3 separate regions of the Homo sapiens genome follow, and all the other regions are linked to region 2. A link is a loop called in an ENCODE intact Hi-C map of the cell type or tissue named here. Cell type or tissue: PC-9. All regions are shown on one strand. Links, peaks and the distances in the headings refer to the core of each region. The heading gives the core; the rest is flanking DNA. Region 1 has its middle 150 kb from the start of CDKN2B. Region 2 overlaps CDKN2B-AS1 (CDKN2B and CDKN2A antisense cis and trans regulatory RNA 1). Region 3 overlaps CDKN2B-AS1 (CDKN2B and CDKN2A antisense cis and trans regulatory RNA 1).

What was found. A loop is a pair of places that touch in the nucleus more often than their neighbours do. Peaks named below come from ENCODE experiments on the same cell type or tissue, not always from the same donor. Only the 100,000 strongest peaks of a DNase experiment are listed, where the experiment ranks them.
Region 1: a loop joins it to region 2, with 4 times the contacts of the local background. A loop is called at or near these places in 2 of 110 quality-filtered maps.
Region 3: a loop joins it to region 2, with 3 times the contacts of the local background. A loop is called at or near these places in 18 of 110 quality-filtered maps.

The regions. Positions count from the first base shown.
Region 1 is chr9:22,156,353-22,163,418 of GRCh38, reverse strand. No RefSeq gene overlaps it. Among named protein-coding and RNA genes, the nearest start is that of CDKN2B, 150 kb to the right of the region's middle. In PC-9, for the core only: no CTCF peak of the experiment used is centred there; DNase peaks (open chromatin) are centred at 4,278 and 5,008; H3K4me3 peaks cover 952 bases; H3K27ac peaks cover 3,573 bases.
Region 2 is chr9:22,100,824-22,107,889 of GRCh38, reverse strand. All of the region lies in intron 14 of CDKN2B-AS1 (CDKN2B and CDKN2A antisense cis and trans regulatory RNA 1), which reads right to left. Among named protein-coding and RNA genes, the nearest start is that of CDKN2B, 95 kb to the right of the region's middle. RefSeq lists enhancers at 4,281-4,780, 3,803-5,002, 4,781-5,282. In PC-9, for the core only: no CTCF peak of the experiment used is centred there; DNase peaks (open chromatin) are centred at 3,699 and 4,409; H3K4me3 peaks cover 643 bases; H3K27ac peaks cover 4,404 bases.
Region 3 is chr9:22,039,187-22,046,252 of GRCh38, reverse strand. All of the region lies in intron 3 of CDKN2B-AS1 (CDKN2B and CDKN2A antisense cis and trans regulatory RNA 1), which reads right to left. Among named protein-coding and RNA genes, the nearest start is that of CDKN2B, 33 kb to the right of the region's middle. In PC-9, for the core only: no CTCF peak of the experiment used is centred there; DNase peaks (open chromatin) are centred at 1,472 and 4,252; H3K4me3 peaks cover 1,213 bases; H3K27ac peaks cover 3,769 bases.

The DNA of each region.
Region 1 (7,066 bases), core at 1,239-6,238, 56 kb before region 2:
AAAAAAACAAAATAAAGTGTTTTGCAGCAACTTGGATGGAACCGGAGGCCATTATTCTAAGTGAAGTAACTCAGAAATGAAAAACCAAATACCGTGTGTTCTCACTTTTTTTTTTTTCTTGAGATGGAGTCTCGCTCTGTTGCCCAGGCTGGAGTGCAGTGGTGGCATCTCGGCTCACTGCAAGCTCCGCCTCCCGGGTTCAGGCCATTCTCCTGCCTCAGCCTCCTGAGTAGCTGGGACTACAAGTGCCCGCCACCACGCCCGGCTAATTTTTTGTATTTTTAGTAGAGACGGGGTTTCACAGTGTTAGCCAGGATGGTCTCGATCCCCTGACCTCGTGATCTGTCCGCCTCAGCCTCCCAAAGTGAGGGATTACAGGCATGAGCCACCGCGCCCGGCCATGTTCTCACTTATAAGCAGGAGCTAAGCTATGAGAATGTAAAGACATGCAGAGAGATATAATGGACTTTGGGGATTTGGCGGGTAGGGGAAGAGGTTGGTAGAGGAATGAGGGATAAAAGACTGCATATTGGGTACAGCGTACACTAAAATCTCAGAATTTACCACTAAAGAATTTATCCATGTAACCAAAAACCACCAGTACCCCCAAAACTATTGAAATTTTTTTAAAAATAAGAAAAAATCAAATAGCATATACATTACCCTAGTACATGCCTAGAAAATCGTGGCTGATACGGTAAACTCTAAATTTTTCAGGAGCAAGTTAACTGATTTGCAAATTTAAGATGGGTTGAGTTAAAAACACATCTATACATCTAATATCACATTTTAGTATACATGTATATACACACAAATAAATTAGGAAACTATGCGGTAAAAATCATAAAAATTATTTCCTTATTAAGGATCAAATATGCAGTGTTTTTGTTTTGACATACAACTCCTCCCCAGTTGCAGCTTTATCTAGGCAGCCACCCGCTCAGCTCCTTCCCTTACTTCACTTCTCACCCTCTCCCATGCCATCATTCTCCCGGTCCTGGTGAAGACATGGTCTCTCTTCCCCCTTTCATAATAGCTGCTTCTTAACCTCCCTACTCATGTAGTGCATTGGGAGATGATTAGGGTCTAAGTCTTCTCCAAGACCCCCAACAGTAGCTAACTTGCCCCCAGATGATACTAAGCTACTCTGGTTATGTTTATGGGTTATTTGGGATTATTGGTGACCTTCCAACACTTTGCCCCCACTCCACCCGCAGCACACACACACCACACACCACCATCATCAACACTTAATTTATATTTGACTTTCTAGAATCAAATATATATCATTTAATTTATATTTGACTCTCTAGAATTTTTCTGCATTTCGCATTCCAAGTGGCTCTTTAGCTTATATTTCATTGTACTTAATGACAAGAAAGTAATTTCCTCTTGAAGATACATCCTATTTGATAGTTTGAAATGCTGAAAAATAATTCTCATACAAATCCAAACTCTCCTTTTGGATGATATTAATCTGAGTTTTATTTTTCTTCCCCTTGATCAAAAATTAAAAATAAAAATAAACACCTCCTCTAATTCCTTTTCCGTGGTGAAATCAGCTCTTCAGATAAGAGCCTAAGAAAATCAGGTTGTACTTCAAAGACATTATACTAGGTCTCAAAAGATTACATATGGTATGATTCCATTTCTATGGCAGTCTCAAGAAGCAAAACTATAGGAACAGAAAATACATCAGTTGTAGCGAGGATTTGGTGGAATGGAAGGGAGGTGATATGTCTGAAGATAAAGAGGCAAAAAGAATTTTGGGGAGTGTGGAAATTTTTCTGTATCCTATTGTGTTGATGTTTTGTTGGTTACAATAAGCTTTGCATGTATTAAAACTCAGAACTGTAAACCAAAAAAGGCAAATACTACTATATATATAATTTAAATGTTTTAAAATTTCTATTTTGATCTCTTATTATATGCCAGATCTTTACATAATTTTTCATCTTAATCATCATAAGAACCCAGTGAAATAAGTAACAGTATTATCTCCATTTTTCAGATAAAGAAACTGAGACACAGATTTACTAACTTGCCCAAGGTTACAAAGCTTAATGGAGGTGACCTTGGATTTTAATCCAAGCAGACTGACTCCAAAACGAAATATCCTTACCACTACCCTATGCTATCTCTGAAAAGAATGAAAAAGAACTTCATTTACCCTCTATCAATGAAACTAAATGACTTATTTAAGGAGCAGAATACCAGATATAACTATATGGGCATAATTTAATGTGCAAATGGAGCAGAGCACATGCCACCAAGGCAAACACACACATATATCTAAGCCCACAAAATGTCTTAATTGCTGTTTTAATAACTAATTACACTTTCCAATTTCCAATTGTCTTTGCAATAAAATATCTTCCTGTTTACATAATAAATGAATTTCAAAGTCAATTTCTAATTTCCTTTTTTTTTTTTTTTTTTTTTTGAGACAGAGTCTCGCTCTGTTGCCCAGGCTGGAGTGCAGTGGCGCAGTCTCAGCTCACTGCAAGCTCCGCCTCCCTGTTCCCGCCATTCTCCTGCCTCAGCCTCCCAAGTAGCTGGGACTACAGGCGCCCACCACCATGCCCGGCTAATTTTTTGTATTTTTAGAAGAGACAGGGTTCCACCGTGTTAGCCAGGATGGTCTCGATCTCCTGACCTTGTGATCCACTGGTCTTGGCCTCCCGAAGTGCTGGGATTACAGGCATGAGCCACCACACCTGGCTGTCAATTTCTAATTTCTAAAGAAAATCTTTCTGCAACTACTCCTTAAGAAATCAGTATTCCAATGCAAAGAAATTACAATATATCAATTGGAAGCTCAAATTACTTGTTTAAAAATTCAAAAAATTTAATTCCACTCCCCCTGCCTCTCTAGTTCCCCAAAACTAAATTCTTCTGGATATTTTTTGGAACTAAAACCTTTTAGTAATGAGGCAAACGGATAAATACACCCACATCTGGTGGCTTGTGGTCATTCTTACATATTCATCTAGGTCTTTCAGTGCCTGCAATCAATATACCCACAAACTCCATTCCAGGCACTTTACAAAAACAAAGCTGTCTTCTGCAAAAGTGATACATGGTATACCTTATATTTTAGCAGCAACAGCAGCAGTAGCAGCTCAGGAGAGAAAACAGAGGGAAACAATTATTATGGTTTTTAAAACTAAGAGTTACAAAGAGTGACTATATTTAGTAAGCACTATTTTGAGATGATAAAGTCTACTTAGTTTTGGTGCAAAAAGTTGGTTGAAGGATATTTGCATTTGGATTTTAACACTCAACACTCAATCATGATTAATTTAATCACCTTAGTACTATGTCCAAGATGGATTACACACATAATTATGTATATGTTCTTTTCCTCCAGGCAAGAATTATCTGGGGTCCATGTGACATTTCTGCCTTGAATCTGCCTTTCCTGACACATTCAAGGGTTTGATGAAGCTATTCGCAGCCCACCATGAAGCTCTTTGCAGCCCACTATCATCAGCCTCCAAACACCTTTAGTCTGAACCCTAAGATTCAGAAATAGTTTTTCTAATGAACTCTACTGCACTTTATGTAAATACAATTATATTTCATACAGTCATATCAAAAAAGGGAACCAAAGAGAGATATGTGGAAAGAACCTAGTTGATCTTTGGAGTCAAAGGACCCTATTCATCACTCATTTACCATCTGTGCAATGCAGAACATGTTTGAATTCTCCAGTTTTTCTTCTGAAAAAGCATTATACCTATATTTATCTTTTAAGGTTACTACTACAATCAAGTAAGATGTTGTTGGCCTAACAAAGTTCTTGGTACAGACTGGGTAACATAAGAATCATAATTATATTTACAACCAGTAAAAGAATTTATAATTACAATCAAGAAAAGAAATCCTATAGATAGAAAAGCATTCATCTATAGCCATTTGCAACTTTATTTCACAATATTTCCTTGGGCAAATTTCTCTACACCCTGCCCCAATATCAGGTTTTATCTTGTTATAAACCCGTAGGATTTTTAGTGTTTATCATGAGTTACCAGCATGTCCACCATGGAATACAATGATTTTGGTTTATCAAGTCAGGCTGGCTAGAGGAATATTTTAGAGAAGTAAATGACTTTGCAACCTGATGCAGCTAGCAGGGAGATTGCACAACCTTAATTCACAAGCACAAGCACACACACCCACACACCCAGGAAGCGTGGGGGTCTTGTGGAAGTCAGTAGCTTATCTATTATGTACACTCCGGAGCTGTAAACAAGACCATGTGAGGACTCAGCTAGAATGCTTCCTCTGAGTCAGTATTAAACAAACTTCCGAACTATTAGGGAAGGAAATAAAGCCACTGTACCCCCAAAGACACCCAGGACAGAGTGCCAGGGATTATGGGAGTTGTTTTTAATATTCTGCCAGAGACTGATGCAATGATTAAAGGAGGTTTTGTAATAAAAACAACATACTGCTTAACAATAAATAGCTAGCATAAATTAGAATGGGTTGTAATCTCATAAGGAGTGTCCTACCAGAAATTTACATGACCAATTATGTAAAAATAACAAAATGTTTTGAAAATCTTTAGTGCTGTACTTCATAAGAATGCTAGCACAACTTTTTGTTTGGTAACAATTACTTTAGTATCATATCACAGTATCTATTTTGATTCAGGATAAATCACAGGCAAAAATCTCATCAATGGTAAAAATAATACAACACCAGGAAATCACAAATTCTCAAAAACAGTACAGCATGGGGCAGTGGAGAAGACTCTGGCTTTGAAATCAGAAGTGTTCAAACTACATTTTCTAGTTTTGTGATCTTGAGCAAACTGTATCTTATGAAGATATCATTTTTTCATCTATAAGATAATGACATTCACAAGGTTCTTATTAAGATCATATTAGATATTAGATGAGTAAGCACTTTGACAAATATGTAGAGCTGTATGAATGTGAGATATAATGACTCACTGCTTTAACCTGTAAAAGTCCTCAGGTCAACTCAAACAGAGTTAGAAAGAAATCAGGTTTAGAATGCTCTGGAATTGTTTTTCTTGAAGGCTAATGAGTTCTAAAGCTTGCCTCTCCTTTGGCCTGAAGTAAGTACATTTTTATTTTTAGGAAGGAAAAAAAAGATGGATATCACCTGTAACTGAAAATCTGCAGTTATAACTTGATCCTGAGAATGCAGATGCTCTTACTTACACATAGTCTTGTTTCTGAGTTTTAGAAGACTGAATACAGAAATCACCAATCATAAAAAGGAGGAAACAAAGCATTTTAATTTCTTTCAATGTCCACAAAGTAGAATGTTTCATTAAGTGTTGTCTGGGTGTTCAGACAGTAAAGGACATTACCATTTCCGGCAACCCAAAACTTGACCTCACATTTGGACTTCTGACGGTAAACTTCCTGAGAGGAAATTAAATACAGAGAACCTCTTCCAGTTTGGGATACCGGTTCTGCCAAAAACACCGTGAGAAACACTTACACTAAATTAACTTTTTGAAATTTACCCTTAAAATACTAAAGCTAACAGAAAGGGCAGTGTATTTTTTTTTATTTAGAATAGGGAGTGAAATCAAAATCAAATATGTCCAATATATCCTTTTCTCCTTTTATTCCTCTAAAAATTTGTTCTACAGTAAGATAAAAGAGTTCTTCCTTGCTTTCCTATAATATCTTTACTTGAACTCTAATCTCTAGGCCTTAAAAATGAAAACATTCAATTGAAAGAAAAAAAGGAATTATAGCAGACATAATTTACATATATGACATATATAAATCAAAATAAATATGACTTGTTCACCCTACTTTTATTACTCAAGCTACCCAGGATCATTCAGGCTCTCTTTCTTATCTAAGGTGTGGTTCACCTTCTGAGTTCAGTAGACAATTTGAGAGGTCAAATAGAGTCCATCCTTCAGGCAGATGAGACACTGCCCTATTTTTAAAAGACTTCTAGAGAAGGAAATTCCACAAGCTTCCTCAGTTACACATTCCAGTATCTATGAACCTCACTGTCTGAAAATTTTTCCTTTTCTCTTATCTAAATCCCTCATACTGCAGCTTAAGCCTATTGCCTCCTGTCTGGTCCTTAATGGAGATCATCATCATCCTTCACAGATCAACCTCCTCACTCTAGGCTCCTTTCAGATTCTGCAAGCCTGGAACCACTTGATTCCTAACTCTCCTTATTCACAACTCTTCAATCATTATTGTTATTTGCCTATGATTTTCTTCCAAGTTGTTTTTCTCCAATCTTGTTTTCATTTCAAATACCCTTTACAAATAATTCTTTAAAGAGCAAAGGAAATGAAAATTATCCAGTAATTTTACTACACTAAAACAATCTTCTTTCAATTTTCTTTGTTCTTGCCCTGACTCTGTAGACAGACATTGTAACCATACTATGTCATTTTATTGAATTTATTCCAAGTTTTAAAATTGTTAAGTTTCCCAACCCAGGACGCGCTTAAAATGAGCTACTTTATCATTATAATTTTGACAACGCTGGTATAAGGTTTGTGATCAGAAGAATTTTCTCTATCATTCAATGTATTTAAATGATGACTAGCAAGTACTGGGCTGGGTTCTAAGAATTTAGAGTATTTAACAAATAGTTCTTGCCCACAATCAGGTCTTAACAAAACACTCAGCCAATTAATTCGAATTTTAAAACGATTCTGTATTGGTGATTTCAGCATGTACCTAAACTGTGCAACCTTAGATGGGGGGCTGAGAGAGCTGGATCTTGGGGAGAGCAGAGGCTGCAGAAGCCAGGAGTGAAGAGTCACCTGGCAGGTAATCGGAGGGGTAGAGGGTTGTGATAAATTACCACAGCATCCGCTATCTACTGGGAGGCCAGAGCACCTAAGGACAGAATGCTCAGTGCAATCCATAGTTTAACTGGGCCTCTGTGGGAGGATATTTTGTCAAAGTCTGGGCTCAGTGGCAGCTGCCTCCCAAATATTTTCTGAATTGTAGTAAGAGAGCTTTGTTACCAGAATGAAATGGCAAATTGGTACAACTGGAGAATAAGTTAATAGGGTAATGTGACTTCGAGGTAAATCTTG
Region 2 (7,066 bases), core at 1,430-6,429:
TACCTAATACATTCCTTCTCTGTCCTTCTAAGCACATATTGTCCCTCCACAGGAAGTTCACCTAAAACTAAGTAATACAGTCAACAAGTACCTCATATGGAGATTCCCCCTGGCTGCCTGAAGGCCACATCATGACACTAATCTCTTATCCTTTTGGAAGACTATAATGACCAGTCAGTCATTCTCTACAAGACCAGAAAATTGTATGTATGGTTGCAGTGCTGGGTGGAGAAAGTCAGGACAGGAGAAAGCAGCTTTAGGTCATCCGCTCCAAGGCCCCTGATGTGGAAGGAACAATCACCTAGTACATACAAATGATCATTGTAATCCCCAGTACAAGGACTCGGGGTGTGGGAAAGGAAGCTCAGCTTGGAATTTGAAAGCTAGAATTGCAAGGTAAGAGATCTGAGAGTTTCAAGTGGGGAAAGTTTCCAGCATTTCAGAGGAGGCTGCTTTGTTTGTTTTTAGTCTAGACTGAGAGTGCAAAGGCTTAGGAAATATGCTTTAGGTTTGAAGACACCCTGGGGTTGTTTTCTTTCTCCACTTAGAGCCCTGGGTAATAATGCACATGCCAGTGCCTGCACTCAGAGTTGACTAACGGCTACCAATGCTACCTCTCTTTCTCTCCACGCCCAATCAGTAATGAAGGATGATTGCCGCTAGTTTCTTAGAACCACTTTCACATCACCCACACTACTGATGTCTTCAATATTTCAGATGTCTCAGTATTTCTCAACTGAATTAGAGCAACCATCTTCTAACTGATCTCCCTGCTGCCAGCATCTGATCTGCACTCCATACTGCCTTCTAAAGAGCAAATTTGACCACAAGACTTCCCTTTTTAAAAAGTTTTAGTGGCATCTGATAGTCTTTACCATGAAATGCAGACTATCCTAGTACAGTTTCTGATAGGACAATTACCTTGGTTCGAATCCTGTCTTTGCTACTGATCAACTTGGGAAAGTTTCTTAACCTGTTTGATCTTACATTTCCTCATTTATAAAATGAGATAACATTAGTCCTGCTTCATAGCTTTGTTGTTAAGATCCAATTAGATACTCCTTTTAAAGAGTTTAGCACTGTATTTAGTTTTCAGTAACTTTTGGTTATTATTACTATTATTATTTTACCACCTTACTATTAATAACTAAAAAAGCATTCCCACAAACTGGCCCCTTCTCCTTCCCCAGTTATGTACCTCACTACTGGTTCATCAATAATCACAGCTTTTATATATGAAGTGCCTACTTTGTGCCAGTCCCTTATGCCAAGGCATTTACATATATTATTTAATCTTTAACAACTCTCCAAATTAGTACTAGTACCTTCATTTTACAAATAAGAAAGCTGAGAATTAAGAGTCAGACAACTTGGGCTGGGCACGGTAGCGCATGCCTATAATCCGAGCACTTTGGGAAGCCAAGGTGGGCAGATCACCTGAGGTCAGGAGTTCCAGACCAGCCTGGTCAACATGGTGTAATCCTGTCTCTACTAAAAATACAAAAATTAGGCCGGGCACAGTGGCTCATGCCTGTAATCCCAGCACTTTGAGAGGCTGAGGCGGGCGGATCATGAGGTCAAGAGTTTGAGACCAACCTGGCCAACATGCTGAAACCCTATCTTTACTAAGAATACAAAAATTAACCTGGCATGGTGGCGTGTGCCTGTACTCCCAGCTACTCAGGAGGCTGAGGCAGGAGAATGGCTTGAACCCAGGAGGTGGAAGTTGCAGTGAGCCGAGTTCATGCCACTGCACTCCAGCCTGGGTGACAGAGTGAGACACGGTCTCGAAAAAGAAAAAAAGTACAAAAATTATCCAGATGTGGTGGCAGGTGCCTGTAATCCCAGCTACTCGGGAGGCTAAGGCATGAGAATCGCTTGTATCCGGGAGGCAGAGGTTGCAGTGAGCCAAGATCGTGCCATTGCACTCCGGCCTGGGCGACAGAGCTGGAGTCTCCCAGACTGACTCCATCTCAAAAAACAAGAGTCAAACAACTTAACCAAAGTAACCCAGTTAGTAAGTAATAAAGCCCATAGTTGAAATCAAAGCACATCATGCTCCTAATCTGTTTTTTATGACTACACTATGCTGTCTTTATCACACTTGATTTTCAAAAAATTGCCACAACAGTATTTCTGGGCCCACATGCTTTTTCAGGACATTGGCACTTCTCCATTCAGAGGTGAAATTTATGCTCCCTACTGAACCTGGACAGGCTCTTATAACCACCTCAACACAAGAGAGACTAGTGATTTCCAAGGCTTGGTCACAAAAGGCAATATAGCATCTGCCTGAGTCTCTCTTTTCAGACATACACTTTCAAAGGACTAAGCTGCCCTGTCAGAAGTTCTGCTACCTGAAGCTCCCATGCTTGAGAGACCTTGTGAAAATATCATGCAAAAATAGAGATTCATGAAGAGCTCTAGCTGCCCAGCCCCGCTTCATGCAATCATGCAGTCCCAGCAGACACTGCATGGAAGAAAGGTGAGCTATCCCACCCAAGTGCTGCACAACTTGCAAATTCATGAGCTAAATAAATGATCATGTTTATTTAAGTCACTAAATTTTAGGGTGATTTGTTATGCAGTAATAGAAAACCAGAATATGCACTGAAACCTCCAACACTAATCACTTTCATTTCCGCTGATGATATACCCTCCATAGTCTTCATATGTGCAGCTGCCTCGGCCTACAAGTCATCATGAGCCCACAATATCCCAGCCAGTATACACATACCCTCATTTAACGAGTTACTTTGCTTTCAAGAGTCAGTGTAGCTGTTGCAGTTTCAATCATCTTTCTTCAAATTGGTGAGTAGGTGGTTAAGGACCCAAGCTTCTAGTCAGAATACCTAAGGCTGAGTATTTTTTTGTTGACTCCTTCCAGGCTGTGAGACTTAACCTCTATAGACCCCTATTTCCTCCTAAAGAGAGTAATTATAAAACTTCTATCTTAGATGTACTGTGGAGATTAATTTATAGCTCCTAGCAAAGTCCCTGGTATTTAATATTCAGTGGTATTCAATATATGTTGCTCTTATTAGAGCACTATTATATTGCATCACAAGTGTCTATTTATTCTTCCATTTTCTCCTCTAAACTGTCAGTCATTTGAGAACAATAACAGTGGTTCTTCAATGCCTGGCACCTAGAATATGCAAAACACAATTTTTATTAAATAAGTAAATGAACAAAAAACAAACAAATGGTAAATGGATGAATAAATGAATGAGTGAATGAATGAATGAAAGAGTAGGTAAATATAATCTGGCTTCCCTTTAACTTCTTATACCCAGCATGTAGGAGAGGTACGGTGGTAGAGATTTCCAGTCCTGTGGGAAGTAGTCTTAGTGGCTGGCTGCATGCTTTTCTTCATGTCAGGTCCAATTTTTCTCTTTTCCTAGTGGTGCTACAGTACCACAAACATTATTTCTGAGTCTCCCTCATCCCCAAAACCATGTAGAGAGCATCCTCACTTGGGCAAGTGAAATGTTTTGATCCTGACAATCCAAACCAGATGGCAGGATTGTAAGAAAAGTCACTTCCATAATCTCACATGGCCTCTAGCTACAGGTTTCCTTTGCACTTCTAACCATTTTATAGCATGCCATCTAGGTGCCTGACCTTGCCAAGTAAAATCCAGTTAATCTTTACAATGTCATTCCTCTTTATGGCCTCCACGATATGGCAATGCCATATGGTGGCAATGCTATGGAAGGGACTCTGCTCTTACCTGTTAAGCAAGTTTGCATTGCACTAAGCAAATAATTTGCCTTCTGCCTCATGTATATTTCCCTAGTAATATCTGCTTAATGAAAAAATTGAGAGAAATTATTAAAGAGTAGCACAATATTGACTAATAAGAAAGATGAGAAGATTCTACATTTTATTTTTATTTCACAATAGAATTTACGTATATGTATATTTATAGATAAAATTCTGATAAGAAAAGCTCACAAGCTACAGATATGCTGGCTGAGTTGCAATAACCGTCACTGGAACGCAGTGCTATTCCAGTACATCAGTGTTATGTAAGGACATTTTTATTTCAATAGCCAGAAAACCCCAATGTGCCTGTTAGTGTTTGGTATGTCCCCTTGCCTCAGCATTTAAAAAGCCTAAAATATTTTTTAAAGGAGTACAATACAGGGGGTTGGCTGTCTACTCAAATAAATTGTTTTAAAAGCAAATGTGGAGTTTATCTTATTGCTGTTATTATTATAGGCTCTATGCTTTTTATAACTTTAATCTTATAAATTTAATTATTTCTACATTCTTTCTCAGGAGGAGTTGTTTGAAGTCTACAGAATGCTGAGGTTTAGAAAGATTTCTGAGGTGTGGCATCACATCTTCTGATTGGGCAGCATTCTCGAACGATGTGGGCCTTTGCTGCTGACTCACCAGAGGGCAGCAACTTCGAAGCTTGATGTCAGCATGCAGGAATGCCAGGCACTTCTCTCTGGCAACCCCCAGCTGTAGCCCAGAGTTAAGCAAAGCTTTTTGGGTTAGCCTCTGACCAACCTCCTGGCTGGACTTCTCAATGCCCCAATAGCCAAGCTCCAGAAAAGAAAATCCAGATCTTAGCAGGGCAACACTAAACTCTTCCAGCTATATATCAGTGGTGATAATGACATAATTGCCCAGTCATAGTTGGGATATGTGGGAAAGTGGGTATGGTTTTCTGGGCACCCCTCCCCTCTCTTCACGCACCACACACACACACACACACACACACACACACACACACACACACACACATCTGTTCTAGAATGAAAACCCCAGAATGCAGAAAGTAACCTGTGAATAGTCACTAGTAAGATTTCTAGTTTTCTGGATAGATTGTGTTTGTTTGTACTCCTGGTTATTTGACCTGCCTCAATTTTCCCACATTTCTGACTGGCCCAACTGAAGCCTCAGATGAGAGCAAGGACCATCTCTGAGGTCCATTCCACCTTAATAGTCTATAATCTCATGAATTTAGCTAACTGGGCACTTTCTGAGAGGACTGGCTTTCTAATGCTGATAAAGCAGGGCAGAGTTGCTGGCCACACCCTTGTTAGGCCCAGATCTATGAACACCTATTTTTGTATGCTATCTAGTTTCACATCTTTCCTGCTCTCTGCACCATGCCCTCACTTAGCAGAAAAGAAAATCTTAACTCTAAGGTAATTAGAATGTTCATATTTGCAAAATCTTTTAGATTGTTTTTGGGTTTTAGGTGAGTGTCTTATAAGAAACAGCCTAAAGGAGAGACTAAAGGAGCAGAGTAGAAGGCCATACGAAAACAGAGGCAGAAATTGGAGTGATACAGCCACAAGCCACAAAACACCTGAAGCCACCAGAAGGTGGAAGAGGCAAGGAACAGATTCTCCCCAAGAGCCTCTGCCGAGAGCATGGCCCTACCAGCAGAGGCTCTTGGACAGACTAAAATCAGAAGTCTTGATTTTAGACCTTCTGCCTCCAAACTGTAAATACATTTCTGTTGTTATAAAGCCATCAAGTTTGTGATAGTTATGGCAACCATAGAAAACTTACACAATCCCTTACACAGAATCATGTAGGTAATGTAATGAGCAAGCCATCTAGCAGAGAAATTCTGGTTTTAGTATCCTAGATAATTTTTCAGTACTAAAACTGATCGTTTCAAAGCCGGGGAAAAAAACAGAAAGTGAGAGTGGCCTATAGTAAAAACAAGAGCAAATGTGCAATTCAAAGGAATGCCTGTCATTCAGATGCATCTCAGTTACCATGAGCCCAATACGGCCAAATCTTCCCATTTTTATCAAATTTTTATCTTAAATTCCCTGCATTTTAAGTGTTGGTTTAAAAACCAAACAGGCAAACAGCACTCTGTGGGCACAACAAAATGTGTCTGAGAGCTGAGTTATGACCATAGGCAGTTGGTTGCAGTCTCTGGAGCTAACGGATCCTTCCAACAGTATTTAAGGTATGTGCCATAGACAGTTCATGACCGAACCAAGAACATGGCCATGTTGTCCTCCTTCAAAACCCAGTCTGCTAGCCCAAGCCACTTACATGCAAGCTCTGCCCATCCTTGGTATAGTCAGAGATAAATATTTTGTTGAAGCCTGAGATAGTGTATCAGCCTCTTGCTTCTAGGCCTCTCTTCTTAGTTTTTCTATGGTAGTTTGATTTGCACTCTTGTACATGTAGAATCTAGAAGCCATGTGTGTGTGTGTGTGTGTGTGTGTGTGTGTGTGTGTTGAAGAGGGTTAGGGTTGCAATGAAACGTGTGATTATTTTAGAAGGAAAAATAAAAGAAAACAAATTATTCACCAGAGAAAGCTGAAAATCAAAAACCATTTTTCTGTTCTTATTTTGCCACAAAGCTTTAATAGATATTTTACTAAAGGGAATGATATTTAGGTCAGGTAACAAGATATAAAACTGAGACATTACTTAAAATTGACATAACATCCATAATTTAATTTATTAAAAGTTGTTACTTCTGTGGCCATTTATCACATTTCTAGAGCTACCTATCTTTCAGTTTCAGACTGAGTATCTTATAAAAGCATTATAAAGTAAAACAATTCAACTAGATTGACTTTTTCAGTCTGCTTATGGTGGTTAAGAAGATTGTTATGAGCATTGAAAGTAATACACAGATTTATAACTCTTGGTTGAGTCTGCAGTGAGGAGGGAAAGTTGTAATTAATATTTATAATTGATACTTGTGTTATCATGGAAATACATACTCTGAAAATAAGAAGCGCAGTCTGTTGAAGGGTGTCTCTGAAAGGTAGAGGAATTTTAAAGATTTTCATAAATACAGAAATAAATGCATCTCTTTACTGGTGGATCATTATCCTCAGTCAAATTAAAGTTAAAAATACAAAGAATCCTAACAAGTCAAGAATAGGGAGGTAAACAACCCAGTTTTAAATTGGGCAAAATATTCAAATAGACATTTCATCACAGAAGACACGTGAATGGTTAATAAGCACTTGAAAGATGTCCGAAATCATTGGTCATTAGGGGAATGGAAGTCAAACCCACAATGAAGTACCACTTCACAACCACTAGGCTTAAGTCTGCCAAAAAG
Region 3 (7,066 bases), core at 1,370-6,369, 62 kb after region 2:
TATGCATAAACTTCCTAGCATAGTGCCTAAGATATAATGGGAGTCACTGCATTTTTCTTGAATTATTGCTAGATATAGTCCTCCACTTTGTGAAGTAGACAAATTACAGTACTTTGAGGTAGCTAGGGAATCATTTGGATGGCTTCCATTTGCTACAGAGAAATTTATTTGGAGGAAAAGAAGCTGAAGGGTTTCTCAAGAGACCTCAACTATTCAGGTTGTCCCAAATTTTCTTCTTATATTCTAAGTCCAGTGCAAACAAAATTTCTGCCTATTTAATGTTTAATATTTAATATAGCAAGAGAATTCATTTTAGGTCCAATTTGTGTAGTATAGTATTGTATTATTATAGGTACATATAAAATATTGTTTAATAAATACACCTTCTGATTTATGAGCATTTTGAAGAGCTTGGACCACAATCTTGAACAATTTACTTTATGGTGGAATTTTATAGTGCTATATCTTCACTTTTATAGCATACTGCTAAGTCTATATGTATAAACATAGTTTTTGGTGAAGAATATGACCCCCAAGGTTAACTTTAGACTTTAAGTGATCTACTTTTTGACCTTCATTGTGGCAAAAAGCATGAGCAGCCTATGCATTCCACCACTTCCTCCATCAGCACCACAGCTGCCACCAGTACAACTACTGTTCCCCCAGCCTGTTTTGCTTCCTAAGCATTGATGTTTAGAAAAAAAAAATTGACTAGTTTAGTGAAGCTAAACTATTTGTACATTTGCTGAGATAATACTATGCATTTCCATTAATAATGAATACTTGTGCCAAAAGCAAACTATAAGGGTTATAGTGATGATGTGCTGGATGAGAAAACCAGAGGAGTAAAATTCTACTTTCACCAGTAATTAGCAGTGTGGAGTTGAGTAAATAAACCTCTCTAAGTCTCAGTTTCTACATCTACTAAATCTAAGCAAATTCAAAACAGTGATTATTTCATTAGATTAGATATTTTGATTAGTCTTAAATGTCTAATATATAATAAACACTCAACAGGTAGTAGCTATTCTATGTTAGAATACAAGCAATTCATTTTTACCTTATCATGATACTCATATTTCCCCTTCTCCTATTTTTCCTTTATCCTCTTAATCCTATTGCTTCTGTTTATAAAATCAAATCCTTTGCATAGGGAGACCACATATTAAAAGAAAATAAATACACACACACACACACACACACACACACACACAAATAAATAATATTTTTCCAAAAGAAAAATACTTCTCCTCAAAGAAAAAAGTTACAAAATAAGTATTGATCATATGAAATGTATACATGGTGGAAATAGATCATTTAGCACTTTATAACTTGAATATAGAGTAGTATTCTTAGGAGAGAGTCAAAAAGGTTGTGTCAGCATCCTAGTGAAACATATTCAGGCACCTTTTGCCTTCAAACTTCTTTCCCAGCCAAGATGACAAATGTGGGTTAAACATTTCCTCTCTTACTGACTCATTTGGCAGAAAAAGAAGTCCAGATACCAAGAGGAATAGAAAAAAAAATGATGGGGATACAGGCACAGGAAGGAGGGGGAGGGAGGAGAAGCAAGTCATATTTCATCAAGCTATGCAAAACCAATGCAGAGGATTAAAAGAAGGATGCATTGACTTTCACAGGTAAAAACCAGGTTCTGGAAATATAACAATTTTTAATGTGAACTTCACACCAAAGAATATTAATAACTAAAGTGTTTTTTACAGAATCACTGTACTATAATTCAGTTATTTACAGGATAATAACAAAAATATATATGAACTTACACAGGAAAGCCAAAGATCAAATCTCCAGAGTATTCACACTCATGTATACTAACAGACCCAAAGTTACACTTTGATTGAACTACTGTGAAAAATAATCAGAGTAATTGTTTGATAACTTAATTATAGGATATTCTAGGATATCCTACTAGGATATTCTACTCTGTTTCTAGGCATTTTACAACCTTTAACTAATTTGTCCCATAATAATTGCTAAAAGTAATTATGTTAATCTGCCACCATCACATCCAAATTTTTGTAAAATAGTCAGGTGTGAAATCTGAGCTGACTAAAAATAAAGTACAAATACTAAAACATCTTGTCGTGTTAGTTATAGCTGACCTAGGCGAAAAAAAGCTTGACTTCCACTGTTCCTTCTTTCCTGCCCTTTTGCCTCATATTTATCTGATACTCATGGCTAAAATTTGTTGTGAGGATAAAATAAAATTAAATGACATACGTAAAGTCCTCAATAAATAATAGCTCTTATTACCATTGCTATGGTTACTATCACTATTTCTGTATTTTCTTTTGCCATTCCTCATGCTTGAATATGAATCTCATGGGTAGAGTTTCCCAAAGCATGATATGTGTAGTACTACTAAAGGCAAGATTTTGGGTGCATACAGACAAAAAAATAATTTAGTAGTAACATATTTATATTAAAGTATATTTAAAAATTTTTAACTAGCACATCAACCTAGTGATGTAACAGCTACTGTTATTACTAAACAAATTTAATTAAGTTGAAAATCATAGTATATTTTCAGAAGCATAATAGTATAGGTGGTATGTGAATAGCATAATCATGAAGATGGCACATAAATAACTAAAGTTTGGAAAACAATGAAATAAAGCGTAAACAACTGCTTTCACAACCTAAGGAGTGGGGAAGTAGAGTCACATTTTGAAAGAAGCAAATCTTTCACCTGCTAGATTATAAATTCCTGAGGACACATAGTCTTCATCTAGGCAAGTATATTAATATGTGCCCAAGAACTGAACACTGGATATATTTGAAGAAAATCAAAACAGCGCATGTGTGTCTGTGTGTGTGTGAATAGATTTTGATGAAGAAAAAAAAATCTTATAAAGGCAGCGAATGTGGAAAAGCCTTAATTTGTAATTCATACCTTATTCAACATCATATGTTTCTTACCGTAGAAAAAAATCTATGAATATGAAACAGCCTTTACCAGTGACTAAAATCCATGGAGAAAAAAACTCTCAAATTACTAATAAAAGTGGAAAAGTTTTAGCCAATTATCCTTCACAACATTGGAAAAATCTAAGCACATAGTAGCACTCAATACATGTTTGCTAAATGAATAATTGATATGGCTATTATAACTACAAATAACCTAAAACTTCAAAACCAAATAAAATACAGACCTGATAGCTCCTTAAAATTTGGGGGATGGAGAGAAAAGACGCTAAAAATAAAAACAGATAGAATTACAATTCCTGCATAAACAGTGTTACAATGACAGCCTGTTAACAGGAATATCATAAAACTCTATTGTGAATAGATTTTCCAAACATGTATACATTTCATAGTCATGAAAACACATCACTCAGTCATACATATTAAGGATATAATTGATTAGAAGGGTTTAAGTATAGCCATTCTTGTGTGATTGTGTGACAAGAGTCAGAATTCAAGAAACTTTTGCAGGAACGCAAGGTTTTTTTGAGAAGTAAACTCAGTGATATCTGTTTTGCTTTCTTTAACATAATAATGCCAAGGTTAATATTATGGACAATTTTTAAAATCTTACTGTTGGGTCTGAGTACTTGTGAAACAACATTCTGAAGACATCCAAAGACAGCATGAATGGAGACCCCCTGGACTGGTGCTTCCATTGGGCCACAGTGGTGGCCATGGGGCAAGGTAGAGTCTGAGTACTTCAGGGAGGGTGGGATTTATTCTTGACTCACAACCACACAGATGAACCAGTCTTCATGCATTCCTTAATTTTATCTGTTGCAATGCATAAATACATTTCTATGCCATCCTCTTTTAAGAGCATTTTTCACTTTCTGCTTTTTAAAGACAGAAATAATAAGGATTTGGATTACTGAGCTCTGTGAATTGTAATATTTTTCAGAATATTATAATTGTTCATAGACCCTTGAAGGCAGAAAATGTCTAGTTCACTATTATATTTCTAGTGTCCAGTGCCTGAAACATGGTTGGTAAATATTTGTTGAATTAGTTAATAAACGTATGAACAAATGTTTTAGCCCCTAGACAGCTGGTAGAAGAAAGGGTTTAGGAAAGAAAATAGGAAAGAGAACTTCTGAAGCCCAAATTCACATTATTTATTTCTTGGCCTCTTGTGCCTACCAGGCCCAGCAGTGAATGAGCTAGCAGTGATCTCACCCGTAGAACCTGCTGGGCTAGTCCTTCAGCAAGTGAGGTGAGTCTGTCAACTCATGTAAAACATAGTAAACTTGGCTAACATATTCCCAGAACAGTGTGACTGCTCTCACCATCCAAATCTGCCCTGGTAAGCTAGATCTAATTATCCACCATGGAATTTGGCCAATTACACAGAGATTATGGTATGTTGAGAAATATGAACTTTAGCTACCCATAAATACAAGAACAGGAATCAAGGCCACTCCCTATTGCTTCTGGTGATTTCTGAAATTTTTTTCAAAACAGACAACAGTTGCTTTGGAGTCTGTGAGTTTCCTTCTCAAGTAGATGAAAACATAAGTCAAAATGCTTTAGATTTTTATGTAAAGTATCTTCAAATATAAAGAAAATAGAGTCTGTAGTGTTTTTTCAGTAAGATTTCAAATGAAGTTCAAAGCCCTAAGAAAGTGTTTTCACCTTTCAGCAGTAGATTCAGAGAGCTTAACTCTTTCCATTTACAACAGAAGGTCACCATGCACATTATCACATGTTTATGCAGTAGAACTAGACAAAGTTTAATGTTCCCTTTTATATGTTTTCCTGGTAAACAAAAATTGTCTCAGGGTTATTATGCATATATGATATTGTCAAGAAACTTTCTGGGTACTGTGGGGCAAAGTCTTCTCCATAAATAAGCTAGGGTTGATTGGAGTTTTCACTTTGAAAAATATCGCACAGGAGGATCTCAACAGCTAGACAATTTCCACAGTACATTTTATTTTTGTTCATTGTTGTTATACACAACTCTTCAGGATCACACCTACTGAAGAGGTTCAGGTACATCTGTAGCATTTGCTCTTCTCATCACTTCAGATTGTCTATTTTTCTCTCTTTTCTTTTTCTCCCAATATACTTTTCTGTTGCATTAAAGGACACCACTTTCCAACACATTTTCTCTTTATCCCAGTTTTATCTCTTACACCATCAACATTTCTGGTACATTTGTTTTCTGTTTTCATGGAAATTTTTACTTTTGCAGGCAGTTATTTAGTGAGAGAGGGAGTGGTACAAAACCACAGAAGTGACTAAGAAAAGTCAGAGAAATCAAATCTGATTCTACACGCAGTGAGCAATAGTATAATGAATGCTGGGTTGAGATGAGAAAGCCTAGAGATACATTCTGGCACCAAAGCTTACTGTGTGGCCTGGGAAGTCAGGGAACCTCTTGAGTATTTCAGTTTCCACATTTATATAATTAAGATGCTAACACTGACTGACAGAAATGTCAGTAAGATGAAATCAGACTGCATGGGAGTTTTATGTTACATTAATTTGTAAATTGTGTATCTCTGTATTCATGTGAGTGTGGCTATCATGATGTTAGACATCCAGCTACAAAGGAGGCATTCGTGCACACACACAGTCTCCAATCTTCTGTTTACCTTCTGTTTACTCCTGCCTAAACTGGACTAACTCAGGAATATCAAGGAGTTCATTCCTCAGAAGATGGAATCCATACACATGAACAATCTGACCATCTCTACTGTACCTTGCACAGCTGCTTGGCTTCATAAAACTTCTCCCAGTCTGCTTCACTGACAGTCTGATGTTGGTTATGATCTCCTTCTCAACCCACCACCCACATCTCCACTATAGTCTGGTTGTTTGTGAACATCTGGATTGAACTAGAATTGAGTAGAGTAATGATGTTTTGGAGTCAAATTGATTTGTGTTCAAACACTGGCACTATAATGAAATAGCCATGACACCTTGAACTTGTCATTTAATTTCTATGAGGCTCCATTTCCTAATTTGTATATAGATGGCACTAATATCTACACCATAGAATGCTGATAAGGAATAAGCAAGATAATACATGATCACAGGCTCTTGCCTTGATCAACAGTTAGAGTGGTGTGTTAGTCGGCTAGGACTGCTGTACAAAGTGCCACAAACTGAGTGGCCTAAAAAGAGAAATTGTCTCACAGCTCTGGAAGCTAGACGTCTGAGATTAGCAGTTGGCTGGGCCATCCTCTCCCTCAAGGCTACAGGGAAGAATTTATTCAAGGTCTCTTCCGTAGCTTCTGTTAATTTTGTGACTTTTAGCAGCATAACTCCAGTCTTCAGAGAGCATTCTCCCAGTGCATGTCTCTATGGCCAAAATTCTCCTTTTTATAAGGACACCATGATTAGGAGCTTCTCCTATGTCAGTAAGATCGCATCTTAACTAATTATATTTGCAATGACCCTGTTTCCAAATAAGGTCACATTCTGAAGCACTAGGAGTTAGGACTTCAGCATAGTCATTTCGGGGGAACACAATTCAGCCCATAACAAATGGAATGAAAAAATTTTGAGGGCCTGAAGATTTGGCAAAGTTTATTTAGGAGCTGAGAGGTCAGAAAAACCGTGCAGTGTGCCATAGCTAATTGCTCAGCCACTTCTTACTATAATCTGTTTTTTTAAGAGACTATATAAATTATCCAAATAACTACTATAAGCTGCCATTCTACTTTGATTGTGGTAATCTGTATTTTCTCATTCCAAAAATGGAGAAAATAATGCTGGCCTCTACCTCCTAGAAGCTTACAGTCAAAATATTACAACAACAATGCTATCCACACAGATGTTAAAACACAGAGTAAACAGATGTTGCGCAATTAAGACACAGCTAAAACAGGGGCCGAGTATTTATATATGGAGAATTGACTCTTGTTGCCACAGGAAGGTGAAGGACAAGAGCGAAAAGAAAAATTATACTGGTTTCATAAAGACAGGACTACTGAGGGATTTGAGGTGGTCCTTGCAGGGAGAGAACATGGGAAGCTCACAGGAAATTAAACCAGTAAGTTGACATGGCTTCCCCTGACTGAGATATTAATGATTCTAGTTCCACCGAGCAACAAAGTCTAAAGATTTGGAT